Regions from separate parts of the Homo sapiens genome. Here region 2 is linked to region 1. Evidence: chromatin contacts called from ENCODE Hi-C data. All regions are on one chromosome and are shown on one strand. The core of a region is the stretch at or near the end of the contact, and the rest is flanking DNA. Distances in the headings are between cores, read along the strand shown. Region 1 overlaps SLC5A9 (solute carrier family 5 member 9). Region 2 has its middle 22 kb from the start of SPATA6.

The links. Hi-C counts contacts between places; a loop is a spot of excess contacts on that map. Pooled maps may share reads with other maps.
Region 2: a map of K562 shows a loop between it and region 1 (4-fold over the local background). The contact joins two enhancer-like sites. A Hi-C loop is called at or near these places in 9 of 168 maps with a recorded cell type or tissue (Calu3, K562, MCF 10A and 6 more) and 12 of 50 pooled maps.

The regions. Positions count from the first base shown.
Region 1 is chr1:48,245,004-48,249,125 of GRCh38, forward strand. SLC5A9 (solute carrier family 5 member 9) reads left to right here. Exons shown (of 14, transcript NM_001011547.3): 14 at 2,332-3,635. The coding sequence ends at 2,540. Among named protein-coding and RNA genes, the nearest start is that of SLC5A9, 24 kb to the left of the region's middle. Within about 2 kb of position 1,873, at least 6 of the 41 ENCODE cell types and tissues checked have a DNase peak (open chromatin) inside an H3K27ac peak, as active enhancers do.
Region 2 is chr1:48,492,483-48,496,604 of GRCh38, forward strand. No RefSeq gene overlaps it. Among named protein-coding and RNA genes, the nearest start is that of SPATA6, 22 kb to the left of the region's middle. RefSeq lists an enhancer at 1,915-2,209. Within about 2 kb of position 1,794, at least 8 of the 41 ENCODE cell types and tissues checked have a DNase peak (open chromatin) inside an H3K27ac peak, as active enhancers do.

The sequences.
Region 1 (4,122 bases), core at 623-3,122:
GAATTCATATTATCGTTAGTGCAGTTCTGTTGCTATGTGACCTTAAATAAGTCTCTTCCTTTTCCTGAGACTTTTATATATATATATATATATAAAACTGCTCCCCCATCATCATTGCAAAGACTGGGTCCTGAGCCTTGTAAAACTTACGGTATTGAAGAAAGCAATCTGAGAGCATGAGCTTTTGTAGATGAGGCAACTGCCAAGAGAAGGAGGAAGGAAGAAGGGGCAAAGCTGCAAAGGAAGTTCCCAAAGAGAAAGAGGAAGGAGACAGCTTGTACTTTCCCACGGCTGAAACCCAGAACTAGACAGACTTACACAGAGTTACACAAATGGACCTACTCCCCAGCTGGTCCCCATGCCAAGGGACAGAGTAGTCCCTGGAGAAGCCAAGAGAAATGCCTGCTCCCTGTGGACAACTTGCTTCCAAGCAAGAAAAAGGAGGCACCAAGTCAGCCAAGAAGTCTAATGAGAGAAACCTACCCCCCTTCACAGACCACCACCATGAGGAAGTAGAAGGGTAGGGAAAGGCTGGTGCCATTATACTCTAAAGCTCCTTCCCTGCCCAGAGAAACAAACATCAGGAATATGGAAGAGGCACCCCCTCTCCAAAGGCCTGCAGGTAGGCATAGTATAATGTTGAGTCCTGAAAAGAAAAGTTAAAAATATTTAAAGGAGGCTGGCACAGTGGCTCACACCTGTCATCCCAGCACTTTGGGAGGCCAAGACAGGGGGATTGCTTGAACTCAGGAGTCAAGACCAGCCTGGGCAACATGGCAAAACCCCATATCTACAAAAAATACAAAAATTAGCAGGGCGTGGTGGTGCACACCTGTGGTCATAGCTGCTCAGGAGGCTGAGATGGGAGGACTGCTTGAGCCCAGGAGGTTGAGGCTACAGTGAGCCATGAATGTGCCACTGTACTCCAGCCTGGGCAACAGAGTGAGACCCTGTCTCAAAATATATATATAATATATAAAATATATATTTTTAAATATGAAAAATATTTAAAGGACAGCAGAGTAGATCTGAAAGAAATATGTACATCCCAGTTTTTAGATACGAATTTATTGAGTTATGGCACACCACTTAATAACTCCTTTAGTGACATAGGCTCTCCGGGCATATGAATTTAAATATGAAGCTCTGTGCATCCTCTGTCTCAGAAGGTTGCCAAGGGAATCAAAAGAGAGAATGTTTGGAACAGCTTGGAAAATGATAAAGCCTAGTACAAACGAAATGCTGAATTCCTATTATCGTTAGTGCAGTTCTGTTGCTATGTGACCTTAAATAAGTCTCTTCCCTTTCCTGAGACTTTTTTCTCCTCTGTGCAATCAGGGAGCCAGACCAGATGGCATCCAAGGTTCTTGCATCTCTGACACCCTGTGTATTGAACTTACCAGCTACCACATTCTAAACCCATTAAAATAATAAAGCAATCATTCCCAGTACATTCTTTTCAATCTCAGTGAAAGGATTTTTATATTAATTTTATTTGTAATATAATGTCTGCTGATTTTTAAAAAACTTAAAAATATTTACCTTATTACTTCTTTTGAATTTAGTTTTTAGTGAATTGTGCTACCTTTTAACCTCAGAGCAGGCCCCTTTCTCACCCCAAGGAAGCCCGTGTCTGCATGGGTTCGGTCTCGTGCACATTTAGCATATCATATACACCAGAACCTCTCCCACTGCTCCAGTACTGGTAACTTTTAAAGTGCTGTCCAATTTCCATCCTCATTTGGTAGTCAGAACAACCTGGAGAAGAATGGGGCATATGTCATTGATACATTTGAGACAGAAAGAACCTCCAGCTCAGAGAAGCTGAGTGATTTGCATATGGCCTCACAGTCAGCTAATGGCAGAGCTGGCCCTGGAACCAGGTTTCTGGCTTGCAGCCCAGTGCCCTTTCCAATTGTGGTTGTAGCAGTCTGTCTGGTTCAAACACTTCCTTCTTCCTGGGTGAGATAATGCTCCTTCCTTCTTCCCTTATTCAGGACTTGTGCTATGAATTGGGATGAATTGCATTATCCTGCCACCTTAATACACCATCCCCTCTTGAAGAAAGTGGTGCTTCCACTACATGACTGTTTGGGTGCTGTGGCCAAGATCAGAACGTAGTCTAGAGTACCAGCTCAGCACCCAGTCTGTGGTTTGCAGAAAGTACAAGTCTATGGCTTCACCCCTCCCCAGTTTCTGTGCACCCCCCATACTTTCCATCAGTATCTCACCATCTCTCTCCCTCCCCTACTCTCCTATCACTTTCCTTTCTCCAATCTTCTTTGCCTCTCCCCTCCTGCTCTCCTTTGTCTTCTGGCTTTGTCCCTCCAGCCCCAAGCAGGTCCTGGGGAAAGTTGCTCTGGAGCTGGTTCTGTGGGCTCTCTGGAACACCGGAGCAGGCCCTGAGCCCAGCAGAGAAGGCTGCGCTAGAACAGAAGCTGACAAGCATTGAGGAGGAGCCACTCTGGAGACATGTCTGCAACATCAATGCTGTCCTTTTGCTGGCCATCAACATCTTCCTCTGGGGCTATTTTGCGTGATTCCACAGACCTGGCTTCAGTGTAGACAGATTAAACAAAGCCCAAGCCTGTCAGCCACAGAAACAGGCTCTCCTCTTACTTTGCTGTCTAAACTGGAGATCACAGAAGTCAAGACTGCAAGCTCCCCTGAAGAGAATCCAACTCAACCTGCACACTTGACAAGTGGAGAAACAGAAGCCCAGAGAGAGCACTGGGTTTGTTCAGGACCACCCAGAAGGTGTCACACGGGGTTTCCCCACTCTTTCTGATATATTGCCTTACAGACCTACCTCAAACACACTGTTTCCACCCTCTTCTTGAATGTATTCAGTAGCCTTTACTGAATGTGTGTCTTGAGAGTAGAAAAATGGAGGATACAAGAAAAGGAGCAGGAAGAAATTTGCAAAAATCCAAGAGCACCTTTGCTCCCCCTTATCCTCCTTCCTCTTCCCCTTTCTAGTTCCCCTACCTCTCTATCTTTCTATTCTCACCAATAATCTCTTTGTTGCATGAATTTACCCAGGAGAGTCCTATATTTCCATTGGTGGCTCCACAGTGGTGGCTGTCAGACCCGAAGGGGTGGGGAGCCAAGGGTGGACTTTAAGCATGGTGACAGATGGTATTTTGGGCAGAAAGCTCTTAGACAATGGACTATCCAAAGCACTATTTAAATTCTGCCTCTTCCTACTCTCTAACCCAAATATGCACAAACTCTCTATGGCCTTGAGAAGCAGTTGGAGAGACATGACTTGTTAAAACCTCAAGGAATCAAGACATGTTACTCTGTATTTAAGGGTAAGCCCCACAGCGGGCAGCACAAACAGCCTGGGAGCCACTGTGCCTGTGCTTCTCTGTCCTTCTCCCTTTGCTTGCCATGAATCCGCATACCTTGGAATACACTGTGACCCCAGTTAAGTGTCCCTTCGCCAGGAAGCTGCCGCAACGTCCAGACCTGGGTCAAGTTCCCACTCCTGCTCCCATAGCCTTGACCTGCTTCTGTCACAGCACTGATCACACTGAGATGGAAGACTCCAGGGGGCAAGGACCAAGGGCCATATCCCAAGTGACTTTGTACCCAGAAAATAACAGCTGTTCAATAAATGTGTATTGAGTTAATTAGTTCTCCATGGTCCTGGTAGACTTTGTGCTGCAGCTGGCTGGGTAGTGACTTGGAGTGTTAGCTGTTAGGGGTGAGTCTCCTTCACTTGGAGTTTAAGTAACTGAGTCTCAGACACCTAGAGTGGGATCACAGCCCCAGCCTACTGACAGACACCAGGTGAGGGCGTGCCTTTCTTCTATCTCCCAGTCAAGGCTGCCTCTACTCTCATCCATTTACACTGACCAGTAATTACAACTGGATACAAATAAAATTCTATGTTTTTGAGGTGTAGACACAGCAGACTCGATGAATACCTCATGTCACTGCAGCCTCCACATTTTTGTTTTCATTGACCTTTTGACCTCACTTGCTTCTCACCTTAGTTGGCTCTGCCCTCTCCATTGTTCCCCGTTGATCCTTACTGAGAACTCAGTTTTCCCCTGATTTCTCCCAAAACCTTTCACACTAGTATTTGTGTGTGACATATTATATTGAAGGTTTGGG
Region 2 (4,122 bases), core at 544-3,043, 250 kb after region 1:
TAGGCTGTGCTCCCAAAAAGTCATCTCTGAATAGAAAAAAAATGAGCTGGGGATAGGAAGTGAGGTGATGGCCTTGTGCTTCCTGGTGACACTGTAATTGTTGGCTTCTGTATCAGGCTGGCCCTGTGCCCTGTGAGATCCTTCAGGCAAAGAGCCAGGTCTTGACTGTTTTATTCCCAGTAGTCATGATGGTGGCCAGGTGGTTTCATGGAGCATGAAGTTTACATAATTGGGAGAGCACCCTTTAATAAGAAGAATACAAAATATATTAATGAAAAAATTATAAGTATGGAAGTGAATATATATTTAGAATGAGGGAATACATCACAAATTGAATTTTTAAAGTCTCAAAATCCAGAAAAATTACAGTCTATTTTTATTAATTAACTGCTTGTTATATCACTATATCCTTTCTCTATTTCTTGTGTTTATTCTTTGATCACCCCTTCATTTGACAACAATTTTTTGAAGATTTTTTCTTTTGAGAGAACAAAAAGATAATTCAGTCTTTCTTCTAGCATGATTGATACAATTAGATTTTTATTTTACAGAATTCAGAAAAGTTTATTTTAGTTTCACAACTCCTTACTACTCATGTCTTATAAATTTTTCAGACTGTTGTTTTAAAAACCACCACCAGTTTTCTTTTATTACGTGCTATAAGATTTCGAGGCATTTTGCACTTCCTCATGCAGTACTAATTCTGCACACTCTGAATTGACAGCACTCATTAACCAGTTTGTGGCCGATGTCTGTGTTGTGGAGGCTATGCACCTGTGAGTCACGTCACTGGGCAAGTGAGTATAGTGGACCACAGCTGTATTCCTAGAAGCCATTCCAACACAAGAAGGCTAACAATACCGAATTTTATATGGGAAGTGACTGTGAATCACATAAACATAGCCCACTAAACCCAAACATCACTCAACTTCCCTTTAGCTGGGTCCCAAAAATGCCCATGGATACTTCATTCCTTCCATATGTGAAGGTGACTGAGGTGGAGGGGAAGGAATTTGGCATAGAAAATGACAAGGATCTCAGACGACTTCCATTAAAATATCTTCCTTTAGAAATGTATAAGAATGGGCCAGGCACAGTGGCTCACACCTGTAATCCCAACACTTTGGGAGGCCGAGGCAGGTGGATCACGAGGTCAGGAGAGCAAGACCATCCTGGCTAACACAGTAAAACCCCCTCTGTATTAAAAATACAAAAGATTAGCCGGGCATGGAGGTGGGTGCCTGTAGTCCCAGCTACTCGGGAGACTGAGGCAGGAGAATCGCTTGAACCCAGGAGGCAGAGCTTGCAGTGAGCCGAGATTGCTCCGCTGAATGCACTCCAGCCTGGGAGACAGAGCAAGACTCCATCTCAAAAACAAGAAAAAAAAAGAAAGAAAGAAAAGTATAAGAACATGGTATCAGGGGATCACAATTCTGGGGAAGGGGCCAGTGCAAGTTAGGAGTTAGGGGTTCTGATGCCTCGTGAACCTAAAATAAATCTGTTGGTTTGTCCCATAAGCGCACACTGTCATATCATGGGCCCTAGATGAAGGTTGACTGAAGCAATGTGAAAGCGAGGGAAAGGAAGGAGAGGATGAGCAGGAACAAGGGCACTGCTGCCTGTAAAGAAGCAGCTGCCTGACACTGTTGGTAGTTGGTGAGGTATCATCAGTACCCCAGCCTGACCTCAGCCTGAGGAATTTGCTCTGCTTGTCTGTTGGGGCTTTGGACCTCCTGGATGAGCTGCCTGTGTTCCTCTCTCCTCTTCACCCCTAGCTGTTCTAGCTACACAAAGGGCTATATTCTCATCACCATGGCAGGAAGTTTGCCAGTCACCAAGCCTCCCTGTGTGCCTCTTTGATTTGCAACATTTAAAGGGCATGAAGAGACGCATTCAGAGGCAGGCTTTTAAACCCGAAGTTACCCTAGTGTGAGTCCCAACTGAAACATCCTTGCTGGCAGTAACTGCTGAGCACAGCTGGACGGATGTAGCATTTGCCCTATAAAACATTTGATACTTTGCCAATAAACTGTAAAGAGGGAAAAAAAGGCCCCTGTTTTCTTTGCAGTTACAGGGCAGCTTTGGAATGTGCTAACCAAAGCAAAATGTGACCCTTGCTCCATCAGAGTATACTCTCCCAGCCCTGCTGATGAATAAGAGTATAGTTAGGCCTCTCACTCAAACCCTCACTTGGCAGAGCCACTGGGATTTCAGAGCCTGTCCCCAGATCCTTCCCTTCCCTACTGCTCTTGGGTGGCTAAGGGTGTCCTCAGGAGCCACTGAAGCCATCTGGCATGGGTACCACAGTCACTCTCCACTCCACCTCTTTGTGGTCTTGTCAACTGGTGTAGCTACTGTGGCAAAAGAATGGTGACCTGCACCTCCACTGTCATTACTGTACCTCTTTAGAGCTGTCCCTTTGCTTGTACCCATGCTTCTCTGTTCTCCATACAACAAGGGTCTTGAGGCTGGGTGCAATGGCTCATGCCTGTAATCCCAGCTCTTTGGGAGGGGGACGTGGTAGGCTTAATTGAGGCCAGGAGTTCGATATTAGCCTGGGCAACATAGAGAGACCCTGTCTCTACCAAAAAAAAAAAAAAAAAAAAAGTATATTGATATATTGAAGGGAGAATCTCTCCACCCAGTGAAAACATCTCCTTCAGTCAGATGTCAGGGAACCTGGTAATCTCCTAAAAAGTTATTTATAAAGATGAATGCCCTTTCTGATTTTCAAATTCATTCTTGATGAATGTGAGTCATCCAAGGCCAAGTTGCAAGATAATTTTGGAAGATGATCAGTAGCATCCAGAATCAAGTAAAAAACATGATTCCTCCCTGCCAACGCACAAACCTACAAAAATTCCAAGATAGAAGTCATGGGCCTCCTCTTTTAGAATGAATTCCTTAAGAGCCCACAGATTCTGCTTAAGGGCATCCTGAGTTCCAATTTGCTTGAGTGCCAGTAATCTGGGGCTCAGCCATCTGGCCTCAGAGTCTTTTTTATGTCTCCCCAGAAATAAGAAGATCTGTGTGTTCTTATATAGACAGGATTTCTGGAAGCTTTGTTCTCCCAGAGTTCCTGTCTTAGTTTGGGATGCCTCAGAACCCTCAGACAATTATTTGGGTGTAAGTAGTTTACTGAGGAGGTGATCCCAGGAAACACCAATTAGGGTAGGAAGGAAGCCACCAAAGGGTGCGTTATTAAGCAAATTTTCACTGTGGGCAACTGGAGTACAATCATATTAAATAACACTGATAGCTAATTAGAATATATGCCTCAGAATTATCCCACCCAAGGAGTGGGGAAACTGGGGTCTTTAAGCACCTGTTCTCATCAGCCATTGTTTGAGAGTGTTAATTCCTGCCCTTCTGGCCTGGCATGTGGGTAGAGTGAGCTTCAGTAGGTAAAGCAAGCCGAAAATCACAGGTGCTGGCTGTTGGAAGTCAGGCCGGTGAGCAAAGACATGGGGAAGCTGGGTAATAGGGGTGGGACACTATCACATGGGCTACAGTTCCCAAGGTGGACAAGCAGGACCCACTCATGGCATAAAGAAGGCCACAAGCCAGGCAAAGTAGTTTGCACAATCTTCAGAGTGTGATGATAGTCTGTATGGTAGCCCTGAGTAATCTTTCCGGTAGGGAACAGCTGAGAATTTAGGAGCAGAATCAGTCCTACATCCCCAGGCATTGGCAATGACAAGAATCAGGCAGGAAGTTGGGGTTCAGGACAGAAATCCTAGTTCAAAGGGAACAGGGGTTCTAAGGAAGGGAAACAGAGGCATAAATCTGCATTGCTGTAGGCAAGCGATTCTCCATAAGGATGATTTCACCCTGTAAGTGTTTCAGGAATTTGTGGGCCATTTAAAAATGGTTGTCACAATTGAGTGATGCTCCTGGTACCTAGTAAGCAAGACTCATAAGTGCTAGGTATTCCTACACAGTAAAGAATTGTTCAGGCCAGGGTGTGGTGGCTCACACCTGTAATCTCAGCACTTTGAGAGGCCCAGGCAGGTGGATCACAAGATCAGGAGATTGAGACCATCCTGGCCAACATGGTGAAACCTCATCTCTACTAAAATACAAAAAATTAGCCGGGCATGGTGGCTCACGCCTGTAGTCCCA